Regions from separate parts of the Homo sapiens genome. Here region 1 is linked to region 2. A link is an interaction called in ENCODE POLR2A ChIA-PET data of the cell type or tissue named here. Cell type or tissue: Panc1. All regions are shown on one strand. Each heading gives the region's core, and the rest is flanking DNA. Links, peaks and the distances in the headings are about the cores only. Region 1 overlaps DLEU2 (deleted in lymphocytic leukemia 2). Region 2 holds the start of LOC107984568 (a long non-coding RNA gene).

Region 1 (10,413 bases), core at 4,708-7,207, 640 kb after region 2:
TTTTCCTGTTATATCCACTAAATTAATTTATGCTTGTTTTTCCATTAAAACAAGTTACTTTGGCTGGGTGCAGTGACTCCCGCCTGTAATCCTAGCACTTTGGGAGGCTGAGGTGGGCAGATCATGAGGTCAGGAGTTCGAGACCAGCCTGTCCAACATGGTGAAAACCTGTCTCTACTAAAAATACAAAAATTAGCCGGGCATGGTGGCCGGCACCTGTAGTCCCAGTTGCTTGGGAGGCTGAGGCAGGAGAATTGCTTGAAACCAGAAGGCAGAGGTTGCTGTGAACCGAGATCGCGTCACTGCACTCCTGCCTGGGCGAAAGAGTGAAACTCTGTCTCAAAAATAAATAAATAAATAAATAAATAAATAAATAAATAAATAAATAAATAACAAAAATTAGCCAGGCATGGTGGCGTGCACCTGTAATCCCAGCTACTCAGGAGGCTGAGGCAGGAGAACTGCTTAAACCTGGAAGGCAGAGGTTGCAGTGAGCTGAGATTGCACCATTGCACTCCAGCCTGGGTGACAGAGCAAGACTCCATCTCAAAAAGAAAATAAAAAGAAAAAAACAAGTTACTTTAAAATGTCTTATAAAATCTGTTTCTTATAGTAAAACTATTTGTAGCTAATGAAAATGAAGTTTTGATACATTTAACAGTATTACCACTAAGAATGCCATCCTTTCAAGTACTCTACCACTGGTCAAATTTCAGAACCTCAGTTTAAAATTTTTGGGGAGGCCAGATATGGTGGCTCATGCCTGTAATCCCAGCACTTTGGGAGGCTGAGGCAGGTGGATTACTTGAGGTCAGGAGTTCAAGACCAGCCTGGCCAACATGGTGAAACCCAGTCTCTACTAAAAATAGAAAAATTAGCCAGGCATGGTGGCGGGTGCCTGTAATCTCAGCTACTGGGGAGGCTGAGGCAGGAGAATAGCATGTATGCTGGTAGAGGTTGCAGTGAGCCAAAATCAAGCCACTGCACTCCAGCCTAGGCAACTAAGAGCGAGACTCCATCTCAAAAAGTATGTTTAGGGAAACAGTTGGGCATGGTGGCTCACACTTGTAATCCCAGCACTTTGGGAGGTCGAGACGGGTGGATCACTTCAGGTCAGGAGTTCAAGACCAGTCTGGCCAACATGGTGAAACCTCGTCTCTACTAAAAATACAGAAATTAGCCAGTCATGGTGGCAAGTGCCTGTAATCCCAGCTACTTGGGAGGCTGAGGTGAGAGAATAGTTTGAACCTGGGAGGTGGAGGCTGCAGTGAGCCGAGATCCCACCACTGCACTCCAGCCTGGGCAACAGCACGAGACTCCATCTCAAAAAAATAAATAAAGTGTTTAGGGAAACAATATCTGAATTAAAATTCAGTACACCTCAGTTTTAAATTATTACTTTTAGTTTTTATATCCTTAGTTCAGCTGTTTCTTTATGCCTCTAGTATTTGGTGCCCTGTAGTCGGAACTTAAAACTGGCAATCTGTCCTCCAAATCCTTAACAAGACAAAATAAGTAAAGTACACTAAATTTTTCTAAGTCAATTTTATTTTAAATTGAACTTTATTAATTTTATTTTGACCCTAGAATATTAGAATTAGAATCATAGTAAACAAATGTTTTCCTTTACGTTATAAATTACATTTATGTTAATTAACATAAAATAAGTTTCTCATCAGAGGGCAGGTTTCAACTTAGTACAGTAAGTCCTCACTTAAAGTAATGAATAGATTCTTGGAAACTGCAGCTTTAAGCTAAATGACATAGAATAAAACCAGTTTCACCATAGGCTAATTGATATAAACAAGAGTTAAGTTCCTATAGCCTATTTCTGGTCACAAAGAACATCACCTTCTAAATAAAGATCCAACACATTTCTGGTATTAAACATTGTGAAATAAATGTGAGTTAAACATACATTTAAGAAAGTTTAATAGAAACAAGATCATCATTTACCCAATTTTTGATGAGTCAGCGATGATGGTCATAGTGGTGGTGAGTTAAAATAAGGAATAAATGTTTGTAAAGCAGAAATTGTAAGGAGCACCTTCTACTACCATGTTGTTCAAAAACAAGCAATAACAAATATGGCATGCTTGCTGAGCACTTTCATACTACATCATTTGTTGTTGTGCATTTGTATGATGATTGTATATTTGACAAGTTTTTATTTTGCAGTAATTTACATTCATTCATTTTCCAACCCACTTACTCCACTTTGGGGTTGCAGGTGGCTGGAGCCTATCCTAGAAGCTCAGGATGCGAGGTGGGAACCAACCCTGGATAGGATGCCATTCTATCACAGGGTGTCCTCCTACCCCGACACTCAGCCATACTGAGACAATTTAGATGTGCTAACTAACATAACATGCACATCTTTGGGATGTGGGAGAAAACCCATGCAGACATGGGGAGAACGTGGAAACTCCACACACTGTGGCCCCAGACAGAAATCTCTATATTTTTCCTCTTCAGTATTAAAAATGAAACAATGTTGAATGAAACATCATTTGAAGATCTGTTTATAACTTTGTTCTCTGGCCCTAGATCTACTGTCTAAAAATTGTTTTTATGTCTTTTCTCTAAGCTGTACATTCTGAGGTCCTTCCACTGTTGCCATATAGCATTAATTTCTAGACCATATTTTTTCTAGACCATATTAATTTCTAGACCAATATTTTCTGGATACCCTACTTTGGATCTGTTACATTTTGTTAGTATTCCTTTTTAAATAATTGTATTTAGAATTAATTGCAATATACTTAATGTAGTATAGGTACAAAACACACTGCATCTATGAATAAAGTTCTATAGTGCAGTCTGATTGCACTAGCTTTTTTTTTCATCAATACTATCGGGTCATGTTGAGCTGCAGTTCACTGAAACACTTAAGTGTGTTAGAATTTCAAATCCTGTAAATTTAGATTCAGTAGGCATTTGTTGAACACCTGTTCACTACTAGATGTGCTTGTATAAATTTCTGCTGTTTATTTTACTGATAGTAAGTTTAAAATGTAGAAATTGACCAGTAGATTTATTGTACTGAGGATGATTCTGTAGTTTAGGAGACATGACTAGAATTTCAATGAGAACAGATTGTAAGGACAGAAATAAATAAATAAAAAGAATTTCTAAATGATTTTGTTAAATGCAATAACAACTTTATGTAAACTACAGATGAACTGATAATAGAGCACATGTAAGAAAATGTCTAAAAAATGTTATTGGAAATAAAATTAGAGCTGTAAATCATTAACAAGGAAAAAACATTAACTTATATACAATTTATTTTTTCCATATTTCTTAAAATATATTAAATTCTAACATAGAAAACCAACTTAAGAGATTTAAAGATTCCCATCTACTCAGATTTATTATATTCAAGTTGAATTATTAAGCAAGACATTTAATTTACTTATTTTGTCTCACCTTTCAATATAACTACTTTTTTTTTGTTGGAAGATTATAAGAATGGAGAGTTCTGGTATATCAAAGGCCCACAGCCCAGAATATAAACCACCAGACTTGGAACTATGGTTGTTGTGTAAAGGATAAGGACTGAATGATTCTGTCTTCAGAATATTTTTGTATTTTTTTTTTTAGAAGCTCTTTTCTTTGGCTCTACATCTAGCCATTAGGGCTCTTTCTGTATCTGGTTAGGCAAAGTGGCTTTTCTTTCAGCCAGCAAACGTAAAAGCAGAGATTTAAGGGATGGAGTCATGATGATATTTCCAGTGGACTAAGATAAAGGATTGAAGAAATGGCATGGTCTATACTAGTAAAGATTTCCTCACAGCTAGTCCATTTTGAATGGAGAGATAAGTATGGAATAGGGAACCAGTTATCTGCCCAACACAGTACCTAATAATGAGAATAATTTTCTGTATTCAAAGGTTCTTAGTGGTTGTTAATGTCTTAAAAGAGACCATTTAACTGGAATGGAAGTGTTTTCTTTGGAGAAAAGCAGGAAACATTGGATAGATCTTAATTATACAGACCTTGATACTTAGGCAGAAAGTAGAGATTCTACTTAGGAAACTAGAAATTACTTTTTTTTTTTTTTTTTTTGAAACAAGGTTTTGCTCTGTCACCTGGGCTGGAGTGGAGTTCAGTGCAGTGGCATGATTATGGCTCAGTGCTGCATCAAACTCCTGGGCTCAAGTGATTCCTCCCACTTCAGCTCCTGAGTAGCTGGTATTACAGATGCCCAGCTGATTTTTAAATTTTTTGTGTGGGGGTGGCTAAATGATGAGAGCACATGGACACATAGAGGGGAACAACGCACACTGTGGCCTTTTGGAGGATAGAGGGTGGGAGGATGGAGAGGACCAAGAAAAATAACTAATGGGTACTAGGCTTAATACCTGGGTAACGAAATAATCTGTGCAACAAACTCCCATGACAGGCCTGGCATGGTGGCTCACGCCTGTAGTCCCAGCACTTTGGGAGGCTGAGGTGGGTGTATCACTTGAGGTCAGGAGTTTAAGACCAGCCTGGCCAACATGGCAAAACCCCATCTCTACTAAAAATACAAAAAAGTTAGCCCGACTTGGTGGCGCTGGCCTGTAATCCCAGCTACTCGGGAGGCTGAGGCAGGAGAATCACTTGAACCTGGGAGGTGGAGGTCACAGAGAGCCGAGATTGAGCCACAGCACCCCAGCCTGGGCAACAGAGTGCAACTCTGTCTCAAAAAAAAAAAAGCAAACAAAAAAAAAAACTCCCATGATAAAAGTTTACCTACATAACAAACCTGCAGTTGTACCACTGAACTTAAAATAAAAGTTAAAAAATAATAATAATAATTTTTTTTTGTAGAGATGGGGTGTTGCTATGGTGCCCAGGCTGGTCTCTCAAATTCCTGGGCTCAAGCAATCCTCCGACCTCAGCCTCCAAAAGTGCTGGGATTACAGGCATGAGCTACCTCGTCCAGCCTAGATACATTCTTGAATATGTAACTTTGGGAAGATTTATTAATTGATTAAGGACTAGGAGGTCCAGCTAAAATGCAATTGGATTTATAAGGTACTTAAATCCAGATTTAAGGTATGAAATCAAGAATGGCGAAGAAATCAATGAACTGAGGTCTTAAAGAATCAATTCATTTTATTGACTAGCTGAATACAAGGGATGATTGACACAAGATGAAAATTGAGTGTTAAGAAAGAATAACAATGGGCAAGTATGAATGATTAGGACATAAAAGGGAGCAAAAGAAGAATGTAAGAAAAAATGTAAATAGCATATTTATCAAACCTTTTTATATTGCATTTCTTGACTAACATGATATATTTGTAATTTAGTCATACTTAGTATTTAGGAAGTAAAGTCATCAAATAAAATATGAATGTTTGATTTCTAAGAAGTTTAACTTTTTGTATAAGGAAATGATTATAAGAGAATCTAATATTAAAATAACATTTGGGGGGCTTATATATATAGTCTGACTTTCTGGAATAAATTTTCCAGATTGAAATCTACTTCATACACAGTTTTTAAGCAATCTTTCAGTCATTTTTTCATCAGAAGAAATCAAGGCAGTTTAGAAACAGTAAAACTTTATATTTGCCTAAACTCAACAACTAGGTTTTTTATATTATAAAACAGTCATGTTGGATTAAATCTGATTATTATTTTATTGAATGCGTATTCCTAACACTGAATTTTAAAGCTATCTTCTCTAGTTAATAGAGCCTTTTTGTTTTTAAGTATTTATATTCCAGAAACAAGAATCAAGCAAAAGCACATTTTAATCTTTCCTGTAAATGTTATATATTTGGACACTTTATAAGACTTCATAGTAGGGTAATAAAAAAATTACCATGTTTCGCCAGGCATGGTGGCTCATACCTGTAATCCCAGCACTTTGCGACACCAAGGCGGGAGGATCATTTGAGGCCAGGAGTTTGAGACCAACCTGGCCAACATGATGAAACCACGTCTGTAAAAAAAAAAAAAATACAAACCTTAGCTGGGCGTGGTGGCACAGGCCTGTAGTCCCAGCTACTTGGGAGGCTGAGGTGGAAGGATAGCTTGAGCCTGGGAGAAGGAGGTTGCAGTGAGCTGAGATCACGCTACTGTACTCCAGCCTAGGTGACAAAAGAAGACTCTGTCTTAAAAAAAAAAAAAAAATTACCATGTTTAGTGAAATTGTCATGCATTTATTTTAGACCCCATAACTCAGGCCTTTACGTAAAGGTATTGAAGAATAGCTATTTATAAATTTTCTGTCTGGTATAATACTGACATACTGTGTATTATTCCACTGTCATTGAGCAAGGATAGTCATTCTGTGGCCGAGGCACTGTATATACACAGTTCCTTAGAGCTTCAAGTGCAGAATAGAAGTAAGGCATATTTGGAGGAAGTAATTACCATTACAGATTGTGTTGATGCTGGATTGAAAGTAAAATTAAATGTTCAGAAAACCTAAAGTAACATAGTGCCATACAAGGACATGTCTAAACAACAAACTAGCAAAACCATATTGATGGCATGTATTAGTATCTGAATATCCCTATCATGTGAGTAGAAATAGTCTAAACTTATAGACTCAAGGAAATTTTAAATTTAAAATAGTCCCTTTTTGAAGGCATAGTATAAAACCTACTTTGGCAGCCCCTAAGGCGAAGATAAGTGGAAAGGAAAAATCAAACCATACCACACTGGGAGGAGATTATTATTATCGAACACAAGAAAAGAAAGAGATATATCCTCTCTATGTGCTTGGAATTGTTCCACTGAATCTTTCAATTTGTTAATACATTTAAATCAAGAATTTTCATATTTTTTTCTGGAGAATTATAATAAATATTTTAATAGTTCAAATGTTTCAGGCTTTCAAATATAAATCAGATAGTTAGAAATAAAAGGAAAATAGACAAGGAAAAAGTCTTCCTCCATGGTGGTTTACTAAAACATCAGTGATAAAATTGCAGTGTTATTACAGATAGCAACAGTCTTTAAGAGATAAAATTATGCTGAGATAAATTGTAGCACTTTTGCTGATAAGAATCATGCAACAGAGAGGAAGATTAAAGATGCAGGAGAATATCTAAAGGAATATCCTTAAGTAAGTAAGTGAAGATCAAAGAGAAGGAATTTGTCTTATGAACAGTGAGGGTTCATTGATACTAGAAAGAAGTAAGAGTTGTATGCACACAGATACATGTTAGATTTGGTGGGAACTGAGGAAATTTCTGATAGTTTCTGTTTTCTCAGTGAAAGTAAAAATGAAAGGGAAAGTGTTGGAAGTTTGAAAGAAGAGAGGGGACACAGCTGTCTGATGTGTTTCTAGGAGAATTAGAGAATGAATGGACCGAGATTGCCAGAAAGCCCTTAAACCAATTTTAGTTACAAAAGATAATAGTAAAGAAAAATTATCTCTTCACAGATGACACAATCATGTATCTGGAAAACCCTTAAGATTCCACCAAAAACGGTTAGAACTAATGAATTTAACAAAGTTGTATGATACAAAATCACACAAAAATCAATCGTGTGTCTGTTCACTAACAATGTACAATTCAAAAAGGAAATTAAAACAATTCCATTTATAAAACATCAAAAAGAATAAAATATTTGGGGATAAACGTAACCAAGGAGGTAAAAGACTTATGTACAGCAACTACAAAAAAAAATTGCTGAAAGAAATTAAAGACAATAAATAAATGGAAAGGCATCCCACATTTATGGATTGGAAGACTTAATATTGTTAAAATGACAGTACTACCCAAAATGATCTACAAAGTGAATGCAATTCCTATCAAAATCCTAAATTTTGTTTAACAGAAATGGGAAAAATTTATTCTCACATTCATATGGAATCTCAAAGGACATGAAATAACCAAAACAAATTTTAAAAAGAAAGTCGGAGGTCTCACTACCTGATTTCAAAACCTCCTACAAAGCATAAAGCTAGACATAGAGATTCATGAAAATAGACCCGAGGGCCCACAAATAAACCCTTGCATATATTTTCAAGTGATTTTCACCAAAGGTGCCAAGAAGTACCAAAGATCCTCATTCAGTAAAGAAAGGACTCTTCAACAAACGGTATTGGGAAAATTGGATATCCACACCAGAAAAGAACAAAGTTGGATCCTTACCATACACCATATACAAAAAGTAACTAAAAATTAATTTCTAACTCAAAGACCTAAGCATAAGAGTTAAAAAATACAAAACTCTTAGAAGAAAACAAAGGGCAAAAGCTTCAAGACATTGGATTTGGCAGTGATTTCTCAGATATGACACCAAAAGCACAGACAAAACAAGTAGATCAATTGGACTTCATCAAAATTTAAAACTTCTGGCCAGGCACCGTGGCTCACACCTGTAATCCCAGCACTTTGGGAGGCCGAGGCATGTGAATCACCAAGTTAGGAGTTTGAGACCAGCCTGGCCAACGTGGTGAAACAACACAAAAATTGGCCGGGCATGGTGGCGGGAACCTGTAGTCCCAGCTACTCGGGAGGCTGAGGCAGGAGAATTGCTTGAACCTGGGAGGCGGAGATTGCAGTGAGCCGAGATTGTGCCACTGCACTCCACCCCGGGCAACAGAATGGGACTCCATCTCAAAAAAAAAAAAATTAAACTTCTGTGCATCAAAGGACACTATTACCGTGAAAAGTCAGTCCACAGAATCAGAGAAAATATTTGCAAATCATGTATCTAATAAGAGATTAATATCCAGAATGTATAAACTCAATAAAAAGTAAACAACCCAGTCAAAAAATGGGCAAAGGACTTAAATAGACATTTCTCCAAAGAAGATATACAATTGGCCAGCAAACACAAGATGCTCAACATCACTATTCATTAGGAAAATGGAAGTGAAAACCACAATGAGATACCACTTCATTTTCATTAGAATGGCTATTATCAAAAACAAAAACAGAAAATAACATGTTGGCAACGATGGGAGAAGTTGTAAATTGCTGGTGAGAATGTAAAATGCTGTAGCCACTGTAGAACACAGTATGGCAGTTTCTCAAAAAAATGAAAAATAGAATTACTGTAAGATCCAGCAATTCCACTTGGACATATACCCAAAATAATTGAAAGAAGGATTTCAAAGATATTTGTACACCATGTTCATGGCAGCATTATTCATAATAGTCCAAAGACAGAAACAACCTAAATGCCCATCATCACATGAATGGACAAACAAAATGTATACACACACAATGGAAAACTATTCAACTGTAAAGAGGAAAATTTTGTTGCATGCTACAACATGGATGAATCTTGAAAAAGTTATGCTAAGTGAAGTAAGCCAGACACAAAAGGACAAATACTGTATGATTCCACTTACATGAGATAACTAGAATAGGCAAATTCATAGAGACAGAAAGTAGAATGGTGATTTCCTGAGGCTGAGGGGCAGAGGAGATGGACAGTTAGTGTTTAAGCAGTATCACTTGGGGAAGATGAAAAAGTTCTGGAGATGGAGGGTTGCACAACAGGGCAAACATATTTATACCACAGAAGCATGCACTTAAGACTGGTTAAAATGGTGACTTTTATGTATATTGAACCACAATTTTAAAAATACAATTGACCCTTGAACAATGTGAGGATTAGAGGCGCCAATCCCCATGCAGTTGAAAATCTATGTATAACTTTTGGCTTCCCTAAAACTCAACTACAGATAGCCTACTGTTGACCAGAAGCCTTACCAATAACATAAAGTCAATAACATATTCTGTATGTTATGCATATCATATACCATATTAAAGTAAGCTAAAGAAAATATATTTACTATTGATTAAATGGAAGTGGATCATCATACAGGCCTTCATCTTCACTGTTTTCACATTGAGCAGGCTGAGGAAGAAAAGGGGTTGGTTTTGCTGTCTCTGGAGTGGAAGAGGTGGAGGAGGTGGGAGAGGAGGCAGGAAAGGCCAGGCACAGTTGGTGTAACTTTACAGAAATAATCGTAATTTCTGCCTGACTTTTTTGCTTTTTTTATTTTTCTAAAAAGTGTTTTTATATATTAACAATCGTCTGTCCACCTTTTGCTTTAGTTTCAGTGCCCATATTATAGAAGAGTCCATGTCATAAAAGAAATCAAAAGTAGTCTTGAATAATTGCAACCCTTCTGCCAGACTCTCTAATGTCAGTGCCAGCAGTATATGTCTGGCACTGCTTCTATGTTGTCTTCCTCATCATCTGGCACTAGTGCAGAACCGATCATCTCGATCAAGTTGTCTGTTAATTTCTATGGTGTGGTGTCTGTTAGCTGTTGAATTTCTCAAAGATCCATATCTTGAAACCCTTCGGCCTTCCCCAACCATACCTTTTTTTGTCATAACCACAGTCTCTTTCATGATTTCCTCGATTGTCTCTGTCATAAATCCTGTGAAGTCATACACATCATCTGGACACAGTTTTCTCCAGGAATGTGTTTAAGAC
Region 2 (10,413 bases), core at 2,640-5,139:
GATTATATAGATACAGCTGTATCTGTCTATTAATTATCAGTAACGTATTATCTATCGCTAAAAAGCATTATGTTTTCAAAGTGATTTTTATGTCTGTGAAGTTTTTTGAGTCTCATAAGAAGCCAGTTGGAAAATGATCATTAGTTTTATGGTAAATTTTGACTTTGATTTATCTTACACGGATATATGTCTTCTACAAATAATTCCCAGAGGACTAAAACTATGCCATTCCAACACATCCAATGTATGTATGTACATGTGTATACATACACACATATATGTATATACATGATAGATGTACATATATATGATAGATACACACACACATATTTTTATATATATATATATATATATTTTTTTTTTTTTTACATATTTTATTTCCTGATTCCCTAAAATGCTTGGCATCAAATTTTGATTTTGGTCACTTCTCACTGTTGCTGATTTGATTCAGCTGGTCATAAAGTGATGCTAAAATACAACCCCCGCCCTAAGGAGTTTACAGCCTCTTGGGAGACTGATGTGTAAACAAGCAATTAGAGTGATGCCTTATGAGGGAGATCAGCACAGAGTGCTACAGAATAGATGAGAGGTATTCAGTCACAGGTTAGGGACAGCAGACTGGGGGTAACCTCTTCCACAGAGCTGCCTGGGCTCTTGAAAAATGGCTGCCATCTCCCCCACAGGTGACATCTGTGGGGAAATGTCCTTTCCTCATTACCTTGTAGTGTCTCAGCAAGGAGATAATGTGCAGACTGGCAATCACCAGACTCTGAGTCGGCTTCATTTTTCCTGTCAGCCCCAAGGTCATTTGTGCAGACAGGAAGGGTGTGCCAATATACATCTCTGAGCACTAATTAATGTTTTCAAAGGAATGACAGGGCAGGAAATTTCTTCAGGTACAAGAATGAGAGGAGAAGGATTGGGGAGACTTCCTCTCCACTCCCCCCCCCCAAGAGCTAATATAGAGTAAAGAATTAAAATGAAACTGCTCAAACATCCTGCCAGGCATCTCCAACCTCATAGCATACCATACTAGGGGAATGACTGAAGAATTTCAAAGGATCAATGTGGGCATTCTGAACAATTCAATGATTTTATCACTTCAAAGCAAAGTGCCCCTTTTGAATATCCTTATTATGAATTGTTTATAGACCATTTCCAGCAATTGTGCTTCACTGGGCTCTTAGCTCTACAGCCGTGTACATAGTGAACACTCCAGCATGCCCTGAACATTTGTCTGTGCAACCCCAGGCTTTAACGAGATGAACGTTGCTGACCCAGAGCTGCTTTGTTCAGTTTCTTTACAAGAGCCAGAATCATTATAAACTCACCTGAACTGAGAGAGTCACTTGGCAGACTTCTGATGTTTGAACCTTACTAATGAAAGCAGTGATATATAGGGACAACTACCATTTAATTGTAGGAATTCACACTGAGAAAAGTGATTGCTTGCAACTCACATGTATTCACGTAGTTTATAATTCCCCCAAACAAGTCTCTGCCAGAGACGCTGCTGCACCATTTGCAGGGCAAGAACAGAAAAAGCACAAAAAAGTCTGTCCCACATGTGTGTCAAAGAAATGAGAACACACCATCTACTTTGCCAGTGATAGAGGGTCTGCTCTCCCCACTCTGGCATGCACACTGGAAGTGTCCCCCATCTGAGGAAGGACATGGTGGAGAATGAACTTAGGGAGTATTTGGGACAAAGTAAAATTTATTAAATGTTTGCTTATATTCTCCAGTATTGCAAAATGCAAAGAGAGGTAGAGTCTGTGACAAGTCTCCTCTCAAACAGATAGAAAAACCTTGAGTCACTCTTTGGAATAGCATTTTGGTAAAGAACAAACTCTTGCAGGGAATTGGGTTAATCAGGGAAATGATTAGAAGTTATTTTGGAGACAAGGCTGGTGAATAAGATTAATAATGCCACTGGCAGAGGGCATATTCTAGGCCAGAAATGAAATGTACAGGGGAGCAGGGATTGTTACTATGTTAGAGAGAGAGAGGGGGGAGAATGATTGAAAATGTGAAAGCATCAGATGAAGAGTAAACTCACTACACAATTCCATATTGGCTCTAAATTCAATGCTAAAAAGAAAACTGCCAAAAATATTTTGAGAAATGATGGTGATAGCAACAGGAGACAGACAAATTCCTAGGCAGACAGGGATGAGTCCCTGGTGAAACCTGATCTTCAAGCCAAGAACAGTTTAAAATCTGAAAACCAAGCTGCCAGTTCCAGATAGAGTCCATGACCAGAGTGAGAACTTCCATCCCCATCTTACCCTCTCTCTCTCTATTGATTCCTTCTGAATGATGCCTTTTAACCAATCGAATGGTGCTTTCCGAGACCACCCATGGGCCAATCAGCATGCACTCCCCCATTGTAAGCCCATAAAAACCCTGGACTCAGTCTCACAGAGGGCTACCCACTTCCAGGTCTCCTCTCACATCTGAGAGCTTTCTTTCTGTCACTCGATAAAATTCTACTCTGCCTTACTCACTCTCTGTTGTCTGTGTACCTTATTCCTTTTGGTTGCAGGACAAGAACCTGGAACTCACCAACCTGTGGGAGTGAAAGAGCTGTAATGCTTCCGTTTGCCAAGCTGCAGGCAGCAGGAATAAAAGAGCTGTAACCCTCTCTCCTGCTCAATGAACAACAGGAGAGAAGAAGCTGCTGGGTGCCACTCCCTCCTGCTTGCCAAACTACAGGAGTTAAAAAGCCCCAACAATGGTATCCTTGGAGTATATTTTAATTCTTCCAAGAGACTACTTGAAAAGGATGGCACTATTTAGATGTGTGGGTTCTTGGGATATTTGTTTAAATAATGAATCTTCATATGTCTATTATAGATCTAGATCTTCTGGAAATGAAGACTATCCAAATGAGAACACACAGGTCTACAGTAAGGGAGTCAGCTGCATCGCTTGTATTAATATTTAGCAGACTCATAGACAGGTGGAGGAGTGGGCATCCTCCATGGTAAAAAGAGAAGCTTCAGGTATGCCCTGATTGGAGGTCACTGGCATAGGCCATTCAGAGTCAGGCTAAATAGAAGTGGCGCATCTTATATGATTGTTTTGGGGGACCATATTTGACCTTCTCTGAGTAGTTCAGAGTTACAAGGGGAGGCAAAAAATAGTGAAGCTGACCACCATTGATCAAGTCCTTATTGTTCTGGGTCAATTGCTGCAGAGGTTGTGGGTATAAACCAAAAATAAAATTCTAAGGCCCCCCAGTCATCTGAGTGGACCTCCTCCTGAGTCAGTGCACTCTAAAATTTAACCTGAAAGACTGGTTCAGGCCATGAGGGGAAGGAGAGTCAGACTTGCCTCACTATATCCTCCAGCATCAACATCAACACAGACCTTAAGTCTGATAAGAAACCTTACAATCTATTATCTCTGAAGCCTGCTACCTGTAGGCTTCGTCTGCATAATAAAACCTTCATCTCCACAAACTCTTATGGTAACCCAGATATTTCTTTCTACTAATAATAACGCCTTCAACCAATTGCCAATCAGAAAATTTTAAAATCTACCTATAACCTGGAAGCCCCCACGACCTCCTTCAAGTTGCCCCACCTTTCTGGACCAAACCAGTGTATATCTTCAATGTATTTGATTGATGTCTTATGACTCCCTAAAATGTATAAAACCAAGCTGCACCCCGACCACCTTGGGCATATGTTCTTAGGACCTCCTGAGGGCTGTGTCACGGTCATGGTCACTCATATATGGCTCAGAATAAATCTTTTCAAATATCTTACAGAGTTTGACTCTTTTCATTGATGGGTCAGAGCCCTACAGGCATGTACGGGTTGACCATTGTCCATTTGTGTATTTTCCTGGGCTGGGACAGGTCCTCAAAATTGGTATTGGGTACCTGGAGATGTTTGCTTTTCTTAGCTCTTTTCATCAGTCCACCCATTCAGGCTCAAGGCACTGGGTGCCACATTAAAAGCCTCTGCAACGACACACTGTGATCTAGGGAGCTTCCCCAGGTCTCAACCTGACCTTCTGTTCTGACCATTTGCCTCATACTCTGACCATGTGGCTCCCGATCCTGAGCTGATTCTCTTGGGCTGCCTCCTGATTCTAGGCCTTGATTCTGATCATGAAAACTCATGGGAAACGACGTCTGGCAGATCATTCCACCCCACCTCTGACTATGCTCAGACTAGCCCTCCAGGACCTCATCCACTAGACTTCCCAGTGCATTCATCCAAGGAGAATATCAGGTAGGCCTATTTTATAAAGTTAGATGAAAACCAGAAGGCCATCTGGGCTATCACTTAAGACATTAAGACACAGCGCAAGCTTAAAAATCAAGTTTTTAAGTATGGAGTCCGTGGAGATAAAAGTTGGGAGTCCTACGCTCAAAGAGGGAAAGAAAATGAGCCAGAGACTAGGGGATCTATGGTATGCGGGCCTCCACACAATTGCCCTCTGGCTATGATATAATCAGAAACACCAAGTACATCTTTGGTCTTGTAGGTGAAAAATAATAACTCTATTAATTTTTCAGCTGGCCACCCAGCCAGCTTGTTACAAAACACAGATTAATAAGAGAAAAACAAGTTTATTAGCATGTATATTTTATATATACATAAGAGACACACAGGGAATGAGTCCATCCCAAAGAGACGGCTTTGAAGTACAGCTTATATAGCATCTTCAACAAAGAACAGTACATCTTTAGAGAAATGATAAAACAGAGGGAAAGGACTCTGAGTTTGTATGGGCTGGTGGCAATTTGGAGGAAGGGTTAGTTAGTAAAGCTTGTCTTCAGTGGTTAGCCTTTGTTTTCCATGGGAGAAGAGTGGGGAAGAGAGGGAAAAGAATACCTTTTTGTCTCTGTAAAAGTATTTTCCTGAGGGAAGAGAGCTTTCTTGTAATTGCTCTTTCTTAAATGCCATCAGCTCAGCAATCCTTCATATTTCGGGGTAGTGCATTCTGGTCTCTCACTGTCCATTTTTTCTAACACCAGCAAACTTAAATTTTTAAATTTTATGCAAATTTTCTAGTGGAAAGCCAGCCTGCCAAACCCAGGAGGAGGAATTCCCAAGGCTGGCCTCAGGAAGAAGGAATGTGGTTAGTGAGGCCACTCTGTTCTGGGGCCTGGCCAGCCTCACTGCACTGTGCGCTGGGATGTTGTATTGCTTTCCTGTGAAATGTCACATGGGTTTTTAAAATGCTATCACTTACAAGCCAGTCCCCATGCAGTCTAGGGCCCAGCTACTCTCAAGACTTGTTGACATTTTATTCCCCGTGATAAACTCTCCACTGGGTATGGAAAGCTAGTTTTGCTTTTCCTTTCAAAAGGAATAAACAGAACATGGAGAAAAGAAAAAGGAACTAAGCTTAGTGGGACCTCCTCATAGAGTATTTAATCGTCAGGATGCCTAGGGCCGGATGACTCCATTCTTTATGGGCGCTGAATTCCTGGTTTCCGCAGGAGTCACTTTACAACTGAATTTTGTCGCCTCTCTCTTTGCAAAAATCAAAGCACTCAATGGCTGTGCAATTACCAGCAATATTAATACCTATTCCAGGCTCTTCCTGACAGTTTACAGAGAGGGAGGGTGGACAAATCAGGCTTGCAAAGCTCCCTCCTCAGCAGTGGCTTCTGGACTATTGGTCCGCTGTAGGATAAGCATGACGAGGTATAAGGGGGCTAGATGAGACCACTGAAATTGGTAACTGGTTGCTTTTTTTAAAAACTTAAATAGAATTTGAATCAAATTGTCTAATAATGAAAGGAAACGTGAAGCAAAAATAGAATAAATGGGGAAATATAGCTCAGTATTTCACTGCTTTCATTAGCTAATATAATTCATTCATAAGCTCCATTGCTAAGTTTAAAGATTGCAAGTTGCTCTAAACACACACCAGTGGGGGAACGCTCTGGGCCATATGTCATGTGTCAGGAGCCCTGTCCTGAAAAAATTTCAGGGTCTCTGCTTGTGGCTCTAGGATGGGTGGAAGTGGGTTTCCAGGAGCCCCTCCTCCTTGCCTCCCTCTTATCTCCTGGGGCTCCCGATGCTGCAAAGGAAGGCAATAGGATACTTGGTTTTTTTCTTCAATATTTTAACCTATGTGGCTAGTGAGAAATCAGTGGATTGATATTTTAGCCTCACTCAGCTTTCCACTTTTTCATCCATCTTTCATCTTATGGTTTTAGCATCTATTGTTGACCTGTACCAGAATCAATGACTTCACTAGGGATTATAAAATGGTGATTCTTAATGATAGAATTAAGATTCTATCATTCCTTCTGTATTTATCAGATGGTGTTCTTCTGTAAAGAAGCATTTTCTTTAAAACAAAACAAAAAAACATCTTTCACATGTGTTCCTTTTGTGACTAGCAAATAACTGGGCTGATTCTTTAACACTTGCAACAAGTCATGGGAATAAAATGTGGAACATGCTACATATTCAAGTGCCTCTTCTATTACCTCCTCCCACCATTTTTTTAACCAAAGGCACAGTGCTATGTGCTTTAATTTTGTTATTATTTAATATCCATTCATCTAACACATACTTACTGAATGCCATGTGCCAGACAGTATTCCAGGTGCTTGGGATATAGCAGTGAACAGAAAGAAATCCCTACCCTCACTGGCTTTCATTCAAGAAGAGAAAGGCAGATAATAAACATAATAAATGAGTAAAATAAACATGTTATCTGGTGACAAGTGCTCTGGAGAAAAATGAAGCAGAAAAGGAGGAAAGGGGTTGGGGAAAGAGTTTGCAATTGTGAATAGTGTTGATAGGATCCCTGAGAAGGTGATATATGGGTAGAGGTCCTCAGAGCTCAGGATCTAAGCCATGCAAACACTTAGGGGAGAAGAGCTCGAGGCAGAAGGAATAGTATGTGTCAAGGCCCTGAGGCAGAACCATGAGCAGGGACCTGCCTGAGTAATAAGGCAGCCAACACGGCTGGAGGTAAAGAGGTCAGAGAAAAGGTCAGAGAGGATGGGGCTCCATATCCTGCTGGGTCTTGCTGGTGGACCACTGTCTGGATTTTAGCTTTTACTCAGAGTGACACAGGCAGCCATTCAAGGGTTCTGAGTAAAGGAGTGACATTACGTGACTCATATTTTATCAAGATCTTTTTAGCTGCCAATTATCCCAACTCTCAGAGAGAAGGCCGTTACTACCCTCTTTTTATACTAGAAGGAATGGGGACTCACAGAAAGTAATGTGATGTATTCCAGGTCACCATCTATGAGGGAGGGAAGCCGTGATTCAATCTAGGCCATGATATATCAGTTTATAAAGCAGAGCAGACTAACAGACCTTGCTATTAAGGAACGAAGTGGGGTTAGGGGTTGTCTGTGCTGACAGATGGCACAGCCCCGCAGCACACTTGCTCTCCATTTTCTTCCCTGTTTGGCAACAAATGCTAAGATGCTTAGCACTGGGCAAAAGCTATGCTATTAATCTTGTCTTTTCTCATTGAGGCTTCTCATCTTTCCAAAAGATGACATTTCTAGAATCGTAAGTGCAATAAACTTAAGGTCATAGAGCACAGCTCTTAAAAAGACAGTTTCATGAGCTGTAAAAAGTAATCATGGTTTGTCAAGTCAGCAGATCTCTCCCCTTCCGCCTTCTAACTGTCACTAATGCTTTTTGGAGAGAGCACAGTTTTGTTCTTTTACTTTTCAGAGTTGTTGAAGGGGGAGAACTATTTCTTTACACAGAGGGCCCTGCATGGCAGCTTTAACCACTTGAGACTGATAAGATAATTTTACTCAAGAGTTTTGTTTTTTTTGTTTGTTTTCCTGCCCTCTCTGTTGAGACAGGCCACCAGCTGACCAAATAATTGCAATAGCGGTTGGGAGATGGTAAATTCCACAGAATAATCCAAGGAAATTCCAGTTTTTCTAATAATTGAATGATAAGAATATTTATGTGATCTTTTCTGCATTGCACTGGTCTCTGTGAGGAAAATCAGGTGATAGCATAATTCATATGGAAATAATCAAGCTCCCTTTTCAAAAAAGAATGACACTTTGGGAGGCCAAGGCAGGAAGACTGCTTGAGTCCTAGAGTTCAAGACCAGCCTGAGCAAGGCCTGTCTCTACAAAACAACAAAAAATAAAGAAATTAGCCTAGTGTGGTGGTGCCCACCTGCAGTCCCAGCTACTTGGGAGAATGAGGCGGGAGGATCACTTGAACCCAGGAGTTCAAGCTATGATGACACCACTGCATTCAAGCCTGGGCAACAGAGTGAGACCCTGTCTCTAAACAAAAAAAAAAAAGAAGAAGAATGACATATAAGCAATGTCATATTTGAAAGTGTACTGGGAATATAAGCATACTTTTTGTACCCAAATTACATAAATCTGAACATTATTTGTACCTATTATTGAATCCTCAATGCTGAGTGTTTTGGCTGGAGTAGGAATCCTTTGTAAGTAGCAGAAGAGCCATGTTCTGTCATTTAGATGTAAGAAGACAATGTGGATCCCAGCTTCCTCCATTGCCAAAATACCCCTTTAGATGAGGGGTATTAACCACGTGGCCCATGCCAGTGTGGCCTGCTCGGTAGTCAGAGCCAAAACTGCAAAGCACCCTCACACGCAAGATCCCTTCTGAGCCTCATAACGAACCCATGGAGCGGCTATAATCTCCTCTTTCTTATAGACAGGGCAATAGGCTCAGAGAAGTCAGCAATTCATCTGAGGATGCTCAGCAAATAAGGGGTAGAGTTCAGGTTTTAACCCAGGCCTTCTGAGTCTAAAATCCAAGAGCTTTGGGTACCCCACACTGTTGGCATGGTGTTAGCTACAGCTCTGATTTAACAAAGCAAAATCCCCATCACCCTCTGGGATCCTTCTCAGGCATCCTTTGGTTGCTGAGGATGACTGAGCACCAGCTGTGCATTTGATGGGCTGTCCAAGCATTTAATATGCCTGGAAAAGAATCCAGGCTACACCCCACACTGGGGAGACTAGTAGTGAATTAAAAGTATCAGATGGACTCTAGCTAAGGAATGTAATAGGTTTGAGTCCTAATGACTTAGCCCATTATCCAGCAATAAAGGCTTTCTACCAAGCTATTTTCTTTCAACAGAGCTTTAGTCATTTTCATGAAATATTCTATGGGAATAAAAAAGTATTTATGGGAATAAAAAATGGTTTATTTCCCATTGCCTGTGATATTCTAGTCTTGGAAATTCATAGTGCACTTAGCATTTTTAAAACTCTGGAAATCCTGCAACAATAAACAAATAAACAAACAAAACTTTAATTTTGTGTAACACTCAATTTCCTAAACTTATGTGAGCACAGTCTGTGTTTGCCCGTGTAGTCTCTTCTAATGTCTTGAAAAATTCTCATTTTGGAACATGCTTTGGAAACTCTACAGGAGACTCTCTAGAATAGAAGCACCTTTGGAACAGAACTTTCTGTCTCTTGTTTATTGCTGAGTGCTCACCATTAGAACAGTGCCTTCCATATAGAAGCCTGCCATTAAAAAGTATTCAAATGAATATATAGATCTTTCTCCTTCATTTTAGCCCTAGTCTTCTACTGTTATAGAAAAACTCCTCAAATTAAAGTATTCTATAATTAATCATTTAACATCAACTGAACAAAGCCCATCCTGGTGGAAACATTTATGCCAAAACTTTCAAATCAAATAACTAATTTTTTTCTATATTGCTCGTAATATTGATGAGTCAAGGTAATAGTTTTTTAGCTAACAATCAGACACAAATACTAAACTAAGTATTTTTCACATGGTAAGTCTACAAGACACCCAAACTTTTGGGAAAAAAAGTGAAAACTTTGATCACTCTGATACCCTGCACACATGCCAATAATCTTTATATTGAAAACAGCTGCTTGGCTGGCAATTTTTCACGCGCCTTCCAACTGTTGGGTACAGGGAAGGCTCCATTGCAGCAAAAGGAAAATGGTAATAAGTTTCCCCTTCCTTGAACAGGTGTTGTGAGAATTTAGAGTGTTTTCAAAGAAAACATCACAGACTACACAGTACCAAAATCTGCTTGACCCAATATCATCAGCAAGGAGTATTTTAAAAATGACATTCTAGAATTTTATTGTAAATCAGGCCTTGGAAATTGTTCAGCAGAGTCCGTTCATTAGATAAATGGGCAAAAAACTCAAAGTAATTGAGTGACTTTTCCAGAATTATATAGCTTGCATTGAAGGGCTGGGACTACATTCAAATCCTCTAAGTTCCAAGAAGTTTTCACCAGGTCACCAGTGCCTTTTCTCACCACAGGGGCTTTCTGAGAGTTGTACATGGCCCCCAGGTATCAGGAAAGTGCTTGGGATGAGAATCTCAGAAGTGGGAGGATCCTAGAGACTTGGTGATCTCATCTACTTATTTCCCAGATGAGAAAATGCAGAGATCAAGCTAGAGTAATTACTCA

Evidence for each region. ChIA-PET counts read pairs that join two places held together with the same protein. Peaks named below come from ENCODE experiments on the same cell type or tissue, not always from the same donor. Only the 100,000 strongest peaks of a DNase experiment are listed, where the experiment ranks them.
Region 1: POLR2A ChIA-PET joins it to region 2 with 5 read pairs; 2 of 35 experiments call an interaction of 5 or more read pairs at or near these places.

Annotation. Positions count from the first base shown.
Region 1 is chr13:50,052,473-50,062,885 of GRCh38, reverse strand. The region is part of intron 5 of DLEU2 (deleted in lymphocytic leukemia 2); the gene reads left to right. Among named protein-coding and RNA genes, the nearest start is that of MIR15A, 8.5 kb to the right of the region's middle. In Panc1, for the core only: no CTCF peak of the experiment used is centred there; no DNase peak of the experiment used is centred there.
Region 2 is chr13:50,688,711-50,699,123 of GRCh38, reverse strand. It overlaps LOC107984568 (a long non-coding RNA gene), which reads left to right and starts at 2,485. Exons shown (of 3, transcript XR_001750074.2): 1 at 2,485-2,737; 2 at 3,926-4,244. In Panc1, for the core only: no CTCF peak of the experiment used is centred there; no DNase peak of the experiment used is centred there; H3K27ac peaks cover 1,092 bases.